Linked DNA regions of Homo sapiens: regions 1 and 2 are each linked to region 3. Evidence: chromatin contacts called from ENCODE Hi-C or POLR2A ChIA-PET data. All regions are on one chromosome and are shown on one strand. The core of a region is the stretch at or near the end of the contact, and the rest is flanking DNA. Distances in the headings are between cores, read along the strand shown.

Evidence for each region. A loop is a pair of places that touch in the nucleus more often than their neighbours do. ChIA-PET counts read pairs that join two places held with the same protein, here RNA polymerase II (POLR2A). Pooled maps may share reads with other maps.
Region 1: a map of endothelial cell of umbilical vein shows a loop between it and region 3 (5-fold over the local background). The contact joins two enhancer-like sites. A Hi-C loop is called at or near these places in 3 of 168 maps with a recorded cell type or tissue (OCI-LY7, endothelial cell of umbilical vein and transverse colon) and 4 of 50 pooled maps. POLR2A ChIA-PET finds 5 or more read pairs at or near these places in 3 of 52 experiments (BJ, HEK293 and OCI-LY7).
Region 2: a loop to region 3 is called in a map of heart right ventricle, with 2.3 times the contacts of the local background. The contact joins two enhancer-like sites. A Hi-C loop is called at or near these places in 4 of 168 maps with a recorded cell type or tissue (dorsolateral prefrontal cortex, heart left ventricle and heart right ventricle) and 1 of 37 single-sample maps with no recorded cell type. POLR2A ChIA-PET finds 5 or more read pairs at or near these places in 4 of 52 experiments (A673, MCF 10A, OCI-LY7 and 1 more).

Annotation. Positions count from the first base shown.
Region 1 is chr1:232,587,878-232,592,529 of GRCh38, reverse strand. The region is part of intron 1 of SIPA1L2 (signal induced proliferation associated 1 like 2); the gene reads left to right. Among named protein-coding and RNA genes, the nearest start is that of SIPA1L2, 40 kb to the left of the region's middle. RefSeq lists an enhancer at 1,076-1,576. Within about 2 kb of position 1,654, at least 7 of the 41 ENCODE cell types and tissues checked have a DNase peak (open chromatin) inside an H3K27ac peak, as active enhancers do.
Region 2 is chr1:232,507,166-232,511,788 of GRCh38, reverse strand. All of the region lies in intron 3 of SIPA1L2 (signal induced proliferation associated 1 like 2), which reads left to right. Among named protein-coding and RNA genes, the nearest start is that of SIPA1L2, 120 kb to the left of the region's middle. Within about 2 kb of position 1,913, at least 4 of the 41 ENCODE cell types and tissues checked have a DNase peak (open chromatin) inside an H3K27ac peak, as active enhancers do; they include heart right ventricle, where a contact is called at or near this core.
Region 3 is chr1:232,551,809-232,556,276 of GRCh38, reverse strand. All of the region lies in intron 2 of SIPA1L2 (signal induced proliferation associated 1 like 2), which reads left to right. Among named protein-coding and RNA genes, the nearest start is that of SIPA1L2, 76 kb to the left of the region's middle. RefSeq lists enhancers at 1-394, 4,084-4,468 and a silencer at 700-994. Within about 2 kb of position 2,741, at least 6 of the 41 ENCODE cell types and tissues checked have a DNase peak (open chromatin) inside an H3K27ac peak, as active enhancers do; they include heart right ventricle, where a contact is called at or near this core.

The DNA.
Region 1 (4,652 bases), core at 405-2,904, 37 kb before region 3:
TTTTCACATATAAACCAGAGTTAATTTGATTTAAGATCAACAGACTTGATTTATAAAAGAATACTTGTATTTTTAGATCTGAACATTTTAGGTGGCTACAATTTTACCCCAAATTAAGAACCTTTGCAAACCAAGTGGCAGGTGGTCTCATTCAGCTATACCAGTTGAGATGTGTTTACCTCTGGAGATGGAGTGAAAGAAATTGTATCTGGCAGATAGCGGAGGAAAATTGTCTTCATGGCTAATTATTCAGTGACTTCTATCTATGCAGCTTCCCATTTTAATTCTGACGGTAAGTGTCTGCAAATGTCTGTGCTAAATATTCCTCTTGCTTTCAGACAGCCTCTAAGTAAGTGTGTGTGTGTAAGAATTGATAACTTTATATTTTTTTCCTCTCTTTTCTCTGGTAGTTTATTTTTAGTAGTAAAATAGTGGCAATGGATAATTCAGTCACGTTTTCCTTCTTTTTCTTATTCTGGTAGCCCCTTCCTAAGAGTGATTAGTGGGAAAAAAAGGGACATAAGGGCTCAGTCCCACTAGAAGCACCCATAGAAGTGGCCCTTTATGATGGCAGGCGGCACTTACAGGCTTAGGCTGTTGCCATTTCAACTGTGTTCTTATTTTTTTAAGCAAGAGTCTCAGCCAGTTCTAGTAAATTAAAAATTAGAACATAAGAAGTGAGGAACAAGAGTTCCTCTTGGGCTGGGATAAACTGGATTTTGAAGTAGAGCAACCTCCGTTCACTGACTCCTTGGTCAGGAGTTTATTGGTACAAGGGCTCGGAAGCATTTTCCTCTCTCCTTGTCATAAGGTACCGCATCTTTTTGATTTTCTTAGACTCTGCCCTAACATGGCCTCACTAAGGAGACTAGAAAACTGAGAGAAAACCTTGCCAGTCAGTAAACTGCATCACAAGGCCTGAAGAGAGAGCTTAAAGGCAACACACAACAAAAGGCAGAGGTGCCAGATGGCTATGCCATTCTGGGTTAAAGGTTAAACCTCATCCTCCCTGGAGACCAGCCAGAGGCAGCCACATTCCTGGCCCTGGTGGGGGCTCCTGGCCCAAGGGCTCCACTGCCCATCCTCGGCAGACCCAGGGAGGAGCTGGGTTTGGTGTAGAACAGGTAATGGGCAGCACAGTACTCATGAGTAGCAAACCTTACAGGACTGATCCCGTCATGACCAATATGGAAATGTCAGTACTCGAGTACCTGTGTGTGTTGATCTTCTCTCTGAAATATAAACAGCTAAATTATTTTCCAATTTGGTCAAGGAAATAGGGAATCACATGTGAACTATTTTTGTAATAGGCCGAGTTACTAATTTTTGTTTAACTAACTCTTTCCATTTAAATGCTTTTTGGCTGTTTTGTCATTGTTCCTATGTGGGCTGCTATTTTCAGATAGGGTGCTGGAGGTCAGTAAGGCCAAGAGAGACGGTGAGCACTCATCACTGCTCCCCTGTGTTGGCTGCACTCCGGAAAATGGGCACACACCTTGAAATCAGCCGTGTTCTGATTTACCCGGCTTTCCGTTAACCAGCCCTTTAACTTGACCAAGGTTTATTCCCTTTTGTTTGCTGTAAACTATGTTGAGGAAACTCTTACAAAGCACAGTCCTTCCTGTTTGTATTGTCTGCATTTTAGGTTGATGGGGTGGGTTTCATTTCTCTCTTAGAGTCACTTCTCTAATCCAGTTTCTTTTGTCTAATGCATGGTAAAGAATTCACTGTTCGATATGACTGACTTTGGTCTGCAGTTAGTTGGAAGATCTCATATTCTTTCACTGCAGGACAATTTTTTTTTTCCTTTTTTTGTTTTTTTATGGTGGTAGAGATATTGGGAGGAATGCAGGGATGGAACTAATTTGTGTGTGGCTGGTTGCATGGGCGAGGCCCAATGCCATGTGCTTCTCTAAGCCATGTTCCCGTTCAGGAAGTAGGTAGGGCCCGAGAGCTAGGGTCTGAATCAGCATGTGACATCAGGTCCACTGTGTTTCTCCTCCATACCCTCTGCTTTCCAGAAAACAGTGTGTATGAACTCCAGCTCACTTTCTTCCAGCAGTCTTGTTAAAATGCTGGTGCTATCACTGAGTTAAATTTCTTATTTCTCCTTCAACTTTATTAAGTTTGGTTTAATTTATTTACTTTCTTCAGACTCAAGTTGTATACAAAAATAAATGGAGCTTTATTGAATCTCACTGCGCAATTGGTGACACACACCTTTTAGAGAAATAAAGTCAAGAGTCATTTTTATGGGGCATCTTGAGATAAACTCTTGAGGGGTTTTGTGTAGCCTGCGTGGGAGGGCCCTGGAGGTGGAGGTGAGAGACTGTGGGAATTGGGGAGGTGAGGACTGTCTGTTCCATGATGTGCTCCAGCAAGGTGTCTGGGGACTTGACTTCCCTTGTGGGGAAGAGGATAGGAGAGATGGAATTCCCGGATTGCGTTGCTGGATTGCAGGCACACTCCAGTGGGCTCTGGAAGCCCTCAGAGGAACCCTTGACTTGAGATAGAGCGATGACTTCCTGTTCTGTGATTCGTCCTCCTTGGCTGGATGGTTTCTGAACTGCTGCAGGAAGTGTCTGTTTAGTTGTGCAAGTATTGTTTCAGGAATTAGAAGTTGTGTTTCCTTTCCTGAAACGCATATGCCTTACTATAGATAAGGAGATTCTTTTTTCTTTTTTATAGTTCTTATACCTCAAGCATGCCATTTTTCTAAACAGGAGCCTATATGTGAATGCACTTATCAGTTTTCCCCTGGGTTCAGTAAAATGGATTTGTCTTAGATTCCTGTAGTAAAGTTGTTGACAGAGAGTTGAGGGAAGATCAGCTGAAAAGCATCCAAGTGTGGAATCCACTGGAGAACAGTGCTTTGCCCATTTAAGTGTCTGACAACTGAGTTATTTGTAAGTTATGCCAAGGATATTTTTAGAACTCAGTATCTTATCCTTAGGTTACCAATTATTTTGATTCCCCAACAGACTCCAAAGGGTACAAGAGAAGTGAGATTGGAAAAAAGAATTTCTGCGAAGAGAAGCTCAACTGAATCTTAACTATGGTAATTAATTGGCAGAAAATCAATAATTCAGTGAGAAGCCTCTCAGCCAATGGTGGCAAAAGACAATGTAGTGAATGTTAGTGGATTTGGGAGAGTATACAAGTACCAGTGAGCTAACTGGGTGAATTTACATACTGTGTTACCGTAGTGTTACACAAGACTAGTCATTTGGGAAATTGATGGAAGATTAATGGAGATCCAAATGTTTAAATAGTTTAATCATTGTCTGACCCTAAAGAGAAACCTCAGTGAATACGTATTTGGCTTAATGAATTGAAATGAAACTGCGTTTTGTCACCCGATGGTGAGGAAATTTTAGCTCACCTGCTTTATGTCTCAAATTCTTTTCCATAAACGTGCCCCTGTGTTTCCTTGAGGGAACTGCCACCTAAATGTTTCTTTCAGATAGTGCTTCTCAATTATTTTAGTCTCATGCCTTTTTTTTACACTCTGGAAAATAATTGAGGACTCCAAAGAGTTTTTGTTTATGTGAGTTCTATCAATCACATAATCTACCATATCAGAAATAAAAAAGGGATTTTAGAAATCATTATTGAATTTAAAATAACAATATAACCACCTGTATGTTAACATAAATAATACTTTCGTGAAAAATAACTATTTTCCAAAACTAAGACACTTATTGAGAAGTATGCTTCGTTATTTTTTGCGAATATCTTTAATATCTGGCTTATTAGAAGACAGCTGTTTTCTTGCCTTGCATCTGCATTCAATCTGTTGTGATATGTAGCTGTGGTTGCCATCCAACCAAAGAAAACCTAGCCTCACACAGGTTTGTAGTTGGAAAAGGGAGTGCTTGAATTTCCTTTCAGATAATAGTGGATCTTCTTTGATATAACACTAGAGAAGTGGTATCTCAAAGTTTGGTCGAGATGTATGTAGATCCTGAAACCCTATCTATGAACTTTAAAAACTCTGTTTTAGGTATTATTTTGAATATCATGCATTGGCCACTTAGAAAAATCTCCCAAATGTTTATATATTTCACTTGTAATATCAAAAATTCTTGTCATGAATCAGAAAATTCTTAAGTGTAGGGAAATTGTCAAGATCACAGTGGTTATTCAAGTTTTAAGAAAGTCTAAAATTTTCATAAAAGCTTAATCTTACTGTTTTCCTCGAAAATGGGCCTGTTTTGTTTCTTTTCTTTAAAATGCCTGCCAGATAGCCTTGTCGGAATAACCATTGTTTATATATCGCTCTGTCAAGTACAAGGTTGGGTTCAATGAAGAAAAGTGGCTCATCACCTCATAGGTCCACCCCACAGGTGCTGACCCTTGCGACAGCCACCAGTATATGCTGCAACAGGGCTTTCCCTTCCTTCACACAGAGTCATAGTGTGTGTGTGCTCAAGAGTCAAGGCGTAATAAAATCAGTTTTTTACTTCTCCATTGTATTAGTCCGTTTTCCTGCTGCTGATAAAGACATACCCGAGACTGGGCAGTTTACAAAAGAAAGAGGTTTAATGGACCCACAGTACCACATGGCTGGGGAGGCCTCACAATCATGGTGGAAGGTGAAAGGCACGTCTCACATGGCGGCAGATAAGAGAAGAGTGAGAGCCAAGTGGAAG
Region 2 (4,623 bases), core at 664-3,163, 44 kb after region 3:
CCAGGTTTTCTTCTAGGGTTTTTATGGTTTTAGATTTTAATTTCATCAGTATTGGTTTCTGTCTTGAGAATATTTGTGTAATTTTTGACTGTAGTTTGTTTTATTGGAGTGGGTTGGGGAGGGTGGGTAACACAGACCTTAGGAGGTCACTCTGTCCACTTCAGTCCCTTATAACGTTAAACCACTGTGAAGCCTGTTTATTACTTTTTCTCATGGAGTATAGACTTAAAAGAATTTGTCTGCCAGATAAATTGTGATTATTAATAATTCCCCCTCCTGTTTTTGCATCAATCCAGACTTAGCATGTCTTTTGTAATCACATTATGACAACATGAATCAGAGAAATGATCTGATGCAATAAAGCTAAATAAACAGATATTTACACTGCATCTGGTCACTTAGTGTGAATTGTCTCTCTGTCCTCATACTGATGACATAATAGGACTGAAATAGTTTTGTCAACAGATCTTGGTCCCCTGTTGTGTCTCCTTTCCTCTCCTCCACCCTGAATTTCGGTCTTGGCTTCAGGTGTGCCTCAGTGTTAACACCATAGTTACTTCCTTCCAGCCAGTGGAATCAAAGAATCCTGGACCTGCTTTTTTGTCTCTGCTGTGAAAATAACTCATAACCCTCATGCCCGTGTTCATGCAGAGGTATCACATTATATCACACTGCTCAAGGATGCTCTCTAGGTGGAAGTTAGTTATTTTTGGAAAGGGAGATGGAGAGATAGGCTTCCTAATTAAGGTTATTTTTATTGATGAAGCCATGGCTGCCAATTCTTAATAAAATAAAGTCTGTTGGATTTATTATGCCCTGAAATCCCCAGGTAATTAGTCATTCTGGCTAGCTGAGTTTTGTAAATAGTTTGTGATTCAGACTTTGAAATACTAGAACATAAAATTATATATATGTTCATATTTATGCCAAAACTTAGTGCCAGCGTCTCATTCATATGCTGTTGCACATGTCTGAGTGTAAGTGGAATGAAAAACTGTTGTTTTGTGCACCCCGGTCACCACCATTTGATTCATTAATGTCCCCAGGGTCTGTTCCCCGAGATGATTTTAGGTTGCTAGATTCTGTTAGTTTTCTTGACTGCTACTTGTAGTTTTTCTCTTGAATTCTCAACTGTCACTTCTTGGTAGTTTTAAAGACTCCTCTGCAAGTGATTTATTTCCTCCACCTTTTCTGATGAGCTACTTAGTTTTTCAAGAGCATTGCAAATGACATCATCAAACTGCTTAGGTTTGAATGTGAAATAAATAAGCTCCAAAGAAGAATCTGAGTGTAGACACCCTGTCAGTGAATTGTGGGTGGATGTACGCTTATCGTTTGGCATTTTGGTGCTGTTGGGCACACTCTCTGGTTCTGAGCTTTGCAGTGGATTTATAAACGAGTCAGAAAGCAGAATTCTAGACTATAGTCACGCATCAGTTAACAACAGGGATATGGTCTGAGAAATGTGTTATTAGGCAATTTCGTCATTGCGTGAACATCATAGAGTATACTTACACAATCCTAGATATATATCTTTATTCATATATATATATATATTTTCATATTGAAAACCAAATGTCCCAGCACCATTACTGAATATCAGACATTTCCCCTTATTCATCTGCACTGCCAATATCAAGTGCCATGCATCAGATTTCTGTATATGCTCCATCATGATTTTATGGGACCACCGTCATGTATGTGGTCCATTGTTGACCGAAATATCCCTATGCGGTACATGACTGTGCTTTGCAAAGCCCACAAAATGAGGGAGTGGGGAGGCAATCCGTGAGGTCACTTTGTCTTCAGTGTTCTGTGATTCTGTGCTGTGGAAGGTGCTGTTGTGCCTGCAGATGGGCTCGGGCTGGGGAAGGAGCGGCCACCAGGAGCGAGAAGAAGGCCGAGCCCCGGCTGCTCTGTTCTCTCTCCAGCGCAGCTGTGAACTGTGTCCTGCCTCCTCCTATATTTAGCTCTTCCCCTGTGGTCCAGTGTGACTTCAAAGTGAAATTGGTTACAATGGCATCTGCTCCTGCTCTTGCTGGTCTCTTGTTGAGCCATTAAGGACTCCAGGCAGAGGCAGCAGCCCAGATTCTTAAGTGAAAAGTACAGTGAGGTGGAGGCCTCCTATGGTGTGGGAGTAGATTCCCATTCCCGCTTCAGCCACTGGACACAGTTGTGCAAGACCCTTCTGTCTGCAAACATCATGAGTTGGGTGAGCTTCATTGTATTTAAAAACAGAGGGCCTGGGCAGACTGGCACAGATAACGATGTTTTTGAGATAGCTTTTTTCTTTCCCTTTTTTGCTTTTCCCTTCTCTCAAGGATTTTCTCTTTGGAAACTGACTTTCAGGGATCTATCTTTCAATACTTTCCAGAGTGCTTTTATTTTGTTCTGTGCTTCAGGGTTCTGTGTAAAACTTCATTTTCAAGAGAATTAACTGGCTCCCAATCATGGCAAATGTTTAAAGTGCGATACTTTAATAATGTGATTTCTTCTTTATTGGGTAGTTAATGTGAAATGTCTGCTTTTGATGCTGAGGTGTATTTCTGTGACACATCATCACTGAAAGGCTGTTGAATAACTTTGTGAAAGGATTTCTGCAGGGGAGTGGCAGGACACAGGAAACTGTGTGACAACATCGCTTGCCCAGGCAAATCCATCTGTAGCTTTCAGTGAAATAGCTTTTCTTTTTTCTTGAAGACAGAGTCTCGCTCTGTTGCCCAGGCTGGCGTGCAGTGGCGCAATCTTGGCTCACTGCAACCTCTGCCTCCCGGGTTCAAGCAATTCTCCTGCCTCAGCCTCCCAAGTAGCTGGGATTACAGACATGTGCCACCACGCCCGGCTAATTTTTGTATTTTTAGTAGAGATGGGGTTTCGCCGTGTTGGCCAGGCTGGTCTCGAACGCCTGTCTTCAGGTGATCCACCCACCTCAGCCTCCCAGAGTGCTGGGATTACAGGCGTGAGCCACCGCACCCAGCCAAAACAGCTTTTTTAAAAGCAGTGAGGATAGTAGCAAGTAGAGTGAATGCCCAATAAGTCCCTTCCTTTCACGGGCGATAACCATGAAGACACATTGGTGCCGTTTGTCACATTACTGTTTCTCTGATGGGACTCATTGTGAATGTGCCATTTGCTGCTGCTTTGAGCTTTGCATTTGTGAAACAGGCTGTGACAAAGGGTCCCTTAGATAGGGATTCTAGTTGTGCTTGACCACGGTCAGTCATGTGAGCATCAGTGAGTCTGGTTTCCATTGTAGCAGAGCAGCAGGCTTTGCCTCCTTCTGGACCTGCTTGGCACTGCACACTGCCACCAACAGTGGGGCCAGTGCTGGAACTGTGTGGCAGAGCCCAGACACTGTGTGTTGACACGTGAGGTCTCCCCCGCTTGGTGACGAAATCCTTAACTTGTTAAGAAGTTGTGCACCTAGTGGGTTACTCAGGAGTTCTAAAACGGTTCTGTGCCCTACTTTATGCCACCCAGACCAGAATAGTTCTAGGAGGCAAAGTGAGTAATATTTGGGTAAAGAGAGGTTAAAACCAGATGGGAGGATGAAGCTGGGCCTCCGTGGTGACTCAGGAGTGAAGTGAAAAGTGGCTAAATCATTGTCTGAGCCTTCGGGAACGTTGTTTTGCTAGAGCCATTCTGCTGGCACAGGAGCGCGTGTTCCTCTGAATGTAGTGGGGGAAAATGCGGAATCAGATTGACGAATCTATATCTTTTTTTCATTTAGAATTTTTAAATGGTATATAAATGTCATATGATGGTTATGGGAAAATAAGAAAATGTAGAAAAGCAAGAAATAAAGTCTCCCCAAATTCATCAGCTATAATCACCATTAACATTTCGTCATTATCCTTGAAGGCTTTTCTGATGCAAATAAATTTATGTAAATGGAGCTTACTCCTGCTATTACTGTGGAACTTGCTTTTGATGATCACCCTTCCATGTCATTATGTATAGAACTGCATCTGCATTTTAAGAGCCATTATCAATTATCGTTATCTGCACTGAATGCATGAGGAGATGCCAGGTATTTACCAGCCATGATCTGGGCAGATAAGTTAATGACTGTGTTTGCTTTACTTGAGAGAGAAACTTACCAGCTTGATAGAAGCACAGTAATAGGGGAAGATGCATAATTTCCTGTCCCCTTGTAGATGCAATACCTCTACAAAACAACTTACCAAATACATTAGTGAATGTCCATTTTTGTAAAGAAATCTTTACTTGAAAAAGTAATTTATCTTTATAAGAGTTTAAGTCAGTGTCCCACCACCTTCCTACTTGGATGTGGGCTGCATTTAGTGACTCACTTGCAAAAGGTATCTTATGGAAAGACAGGGACAAATAATTTTACAATGGAGTAGCCTGGCAAACACTACCTCCCTAGGTCACCAAGGTCACCATCAACAGTGGTAAGTCCTGTGGGTAGCTTGTACCCCGGCTATGAATGACTCTTCTGCAGGCTTCCTCTCCAAATCTATAACCCCAGTACAATTAGGGGAAAACATTAGAAAAATTCCAAATGAAGGACATTCTGCAAAATCCCTGACTGGTACCCAAAGCTGTCCAGGTCATCAAAAGCAGGGAAAGTCGGAGAAAAAAAAAAAAATCACAGACCGT
Region 3 (4,468 bases), core at 1,492-3,991:
ATGTTGGGTAAATTTGAGGGGCAGGGGCTGCCAGCAAAACCCTTGATGAGAGAAGCTTAGTTGAGTTCAGTTCATTCCTCTGTAAGTTTTGTAACAGACAGAAAGGTAAGCTTTTATCACAGTGTACACATTAAACTTCTTTAAACAGCTTAGTGGATCCTGAGTTCTTGCTACAGATACTTCAGAATGTGTGCACTCATGTTATCTTTAGCAGTAATGTCATCTTTAAGGAATCCTGTGTTAGCTCTTCATGGCTCTCACCAAGTTTAGGTGATCCTTGAACTGTTGACAGTCTTCTGGGTTAACTATGGCTTGCCGTCTCTGCAAAATGCTATTCAAGGACATTGTTGCAATGTGGAGGTTGCTAGGGAAGCAACTTTTCAGTTAATACCCTTGTGAGCTAATACCTTTGTGATGGATAGATTTTTTTCTGTAATAGAGAATTTGCAGAATAGTTTTGTTTAGAAATGTTGTATTGTGCTTTCTAGGACCTAGAATGTAGAGTTCTCTATCCCCTGCTGTTCTGTCCTTTCATCCTTTCATTTATTTAGAATTTCCAAAGACTGCATAGGCTCCGTGGATCTTTTTTGAATCTGCTGATTTTTCTGTGAAGCTGATGTCATGGTCTGGACCTTTACTCTTACATATGCTAATTATTAGATTACATTTGGCTGTTGAGGCTTCCTTAGAGGGGGCTGAAGAAAGTGGATTGTTTATCAGCTGTCTGCTTTGTCTTAGACTTGGTGATACTTCAGTGAGAGCCTATATATGGTGGAGCAACTGGAGGTTCTTCTCTCTGTTAATTAGGCATTTGGTTAGTCTGTCTTGGGGAATTCTGGTTAGAAGTACACCTTGGGGAACCTGACTCCTCACTCCAGCTGGAGGTGATAAAGATCAGGGTGGGGTTATGCTGCTCCAGGTTGGCTTTAGGGGGGCAAAGCATGGCATTGTAAATAGAATTACATTCAGACTTGGCTCCACAAATACCTGCTCTCCCACTCTGGCTTCAGATTACCGGTGGAGGTGAATTGTTGAGTCTGAAAACTTTTCTCTGTTTAATTTTGGGCATGGGAGTAGTGCAGCTGAAAGATAAATAATGTTTGGGTGGTTTCATTTGTTCGAAAGAAGAGTCACTTGTTTTCTCAGAACTGCTGAGATTAGTGATGTGATTTAGAACCTAGAAGTTTTTCACATGTTTGTATTGTAACTGATTTTAAAGTAAAAGCATCTGCCAAAATTGAATAATTAATGTCCATAAGTTTGTAAACTCAATTTCTTGTTTATTTGCTTTTATTCCATGGACAGTTATTGTAAGGAAGCAAGCTAAATACTTCACGGAGAGAAAGGGACATTTAATTTTGCTAATTACAGACACAAATGTATGATGTGCAGATTCTTTCACTTAGAAATTCATTGTTGGAAGTTATTTCCTTATTGTTATTTTGATAAAAAATAATTGTACCCCTTTTAGCCTGTTAGATAAAATTAAACCAAGAAACTCCGTGGAATGCCTGGGAACAACACCCAACTTGCCAGCACAACAGCTGCAAGGCCAGGGCACACACCAAACACGGCTGATGCAGATCCCATTTCTAGAAAGAAAACATCAGCACGTGTGTGACAGTGTCAAGATATGTGTGCATAACATAAATATTGCTCTCTAGTTAAAATAAGTCGTCGTTTCATTCTTCGTGACACCAGTGTTGTTGCAAAAGCAAACTGAAGGGAAATCTACATGGTATCCTGAGAAAGACTAAAGGGAACTATTTTTAGGGTAGCATTGTGGAAAGACTTTTCCTGTTGAAGGCTTTGGAATTTGAGAGGCTGGATAAAGTAAGTTTGTTAAAACTAGGACTTTAAATGTAAATATTTTATTTCATAATCCCTTCTTTTAGCACAGCCACTTCACCATATCCTTTCCTGTAGGAGCCCTTCTTCTTTGTATTGTGTCCTGTTATTGAAGTTTCAGACTGTCCAGCCACTGATCTGCTATGTCTCTCCTATAGATTGTTCTCCATTTGTCCTTCTCTTCTGGTTTGCTCTGATGACTGCATTTAAATAATTCTAGTGCTTGTTAACATTTATCTCTGAGAGAGACAGACAGGAGATGAAGATAGAAATTTAAAACCAAATGTATCCATTTTGATTCTTAATAGTTACTCTGGTGGAAAAAATAACTTTTTAGAGATTGAAACCAGTGTTGTGGACAGATTTGTATGTTAATCTTGCCTCCTGCAGTAGTTTATAAATGTCCTGGATGGAGTCAGGGCTCATGCCTTAGGTATTTCTCATTGCCTACCATGGGGCCTTGCTGCTTGGTAACTTCTTAATGCTTAAATGAAAGAATGAACATGGGTTATCAGAATTTTCATTGTGTTGATGGCTTTTATGTTCTTTATGAGAAAGTTTTTGTTGATCACTTACAGATGGCTCACCTCTGTAATGAATATAAATATGTGTTTGTACTCTTGGAATTTGTCTGATAATGGAGATAAATATTCACAAATTACAGAAAAGACCAATTTTTAAAATGAGTTTTATGGTAGAAGAGGATTTAGACATGTATTTTATAAGGAGAAGAAAACATTAAATGGACGCTCAGGGGTAAGAGTATAAATATAGGAGACAGTCGAGCAGCTAACTCCTCTATCTAAATCCTGTGCTGGCTCCTTGCCTCCTGGCAGCCTGGCCACTTTCCACGTGTAGCTGAGGCCAGAGACAACGTGTCACATAGTGATATGGACAAGAGACAGGAAACAGGGAAATACTGGGTAGAAGAGGGCAGTTCTCCAACAAAGGCCCCACCCCCAAGCCTGGAAATCCACGGCCCTAAGTGGGAACAGGCATTCCCGTTTTCATGCCCAAATGTTGTCTTTTGGCCCACTACGCCCCCCCGTCCTGTACCCATATAAACCCCAAACCCCAGGCTCCATGAGCAGACGGGCAGATGAACAGAAGAGAGAAGGGCAGCAGAACAGTGCAGCAGAGAAGGAGAGACGAGGAGGAGCATCTGAATATCCAGAGAAGTTCGACTAGGGACAGTTGGGGAGGAGATCAGCCACTGGATGGCCAAACTCCAGGGGAAGATGATCCTCCCACTCTACCTCCTCTCCAGCTCCTCATCCATCCTGCTGAGAGCCACCTCCACCACTCGGTAAAACCCCTGAATTCACCATCCTTCAAGTCTGTGTGTGACCTGATGCTTCCTGGACTCCAGACAAGAACCCGAGTACCAAGAGGGCACTGAGCTGGTTAACACTTAGGCCGTCTGCAGATGGCAGAGCTAAAAGCATGCCCACTGGGGCTTTGGGAGTCGCAGGCACCCACCCCTAGATGCAGCTGTGTGGCTGGAGCCCAAAAGATCTCCCCCTGGTTCCTGCACCTGCCTGTGTGCATGCTCCCCCTCCATAAGGGGTGCCACCCCCCGTTGTACATTCAGTGAAGGGGGTCAGGGAAGTCTTCTGTTTCAATTGTAGTGGCCATTTTATGGTGTTAAAATACAGGAATCTGCTTTTTTATTTCATGAATGTTATTTCTTTCTCTTATACTATATTTGCTAGATATAATCCATTCACTTAAGCATTCTTTGATTCAACAGATACTTATTGGCTGTGTGTGGTGGTTCATGCCCATAATCCCAACATTTTGGAAGGCTGAGGTGGAAGGATCACTTGAGCCCAGGAGTTCAAGACCAACCTGGGCAACAGAGCAAGACCCCAGCTCTACAAAAAATACAAAATTAACCCGATGTGATGGCATATGCCTGTAGTCCTAGCTGCTTGGGAGGCTGAGGCAGAAGGATCCCTTGAGCCTCAGCTATGATTGCACCACTGTGCTCCAGCCAACCCTTTCTCTGAAAAAGAAACAAGCAGAAAACGAATATTTACTAATTACTTAGTCTGTGTCAGGCAAGTTACCAGTTCCATAAGTCAGTGAGAGCTACCAATCTCCTGATTTCAACCTTTTACCTAAGAATTAAGAAAATTCTGTAATGCCAGGTAAAGGCAGTATATAAGCATATTGTTATCAGTATTAATAAAAGGTGATATTTAATCACCGGTTGCTCTTTGTGAGGCACTGGACACTAAATATTTGATATAAATCTAACCCTCTCTGGCTTAAAAACTTACTATTCTCAGCCGGGTGTGGTGGCTCACGCCTGTAATCCCAGCACTTTGGGAGGCCGAGGTGGGTGGATCGCCTGAGGTCAGGAATTCGAGACCAGCCTGGCCAACATGGTGAAACCCTGTCTCTACTAAAAATACAAAAATTAGCCAGGCGTGGGGGCGGGCGCCTGTAATCTCAGCTACTTAGGAGGCTGAGGCAGGAGAATCGCTTAAACCCAGGAGGCAGAGGTTGCAGTGAGCCGAGATCGCACCATTGCACTCCAGCCTGGGGTACAAGAGCGAGACTTCTTCTCATGGGGAAAATAAATAAATAAAAAATAACCTTATTGTTCTCATGGAAA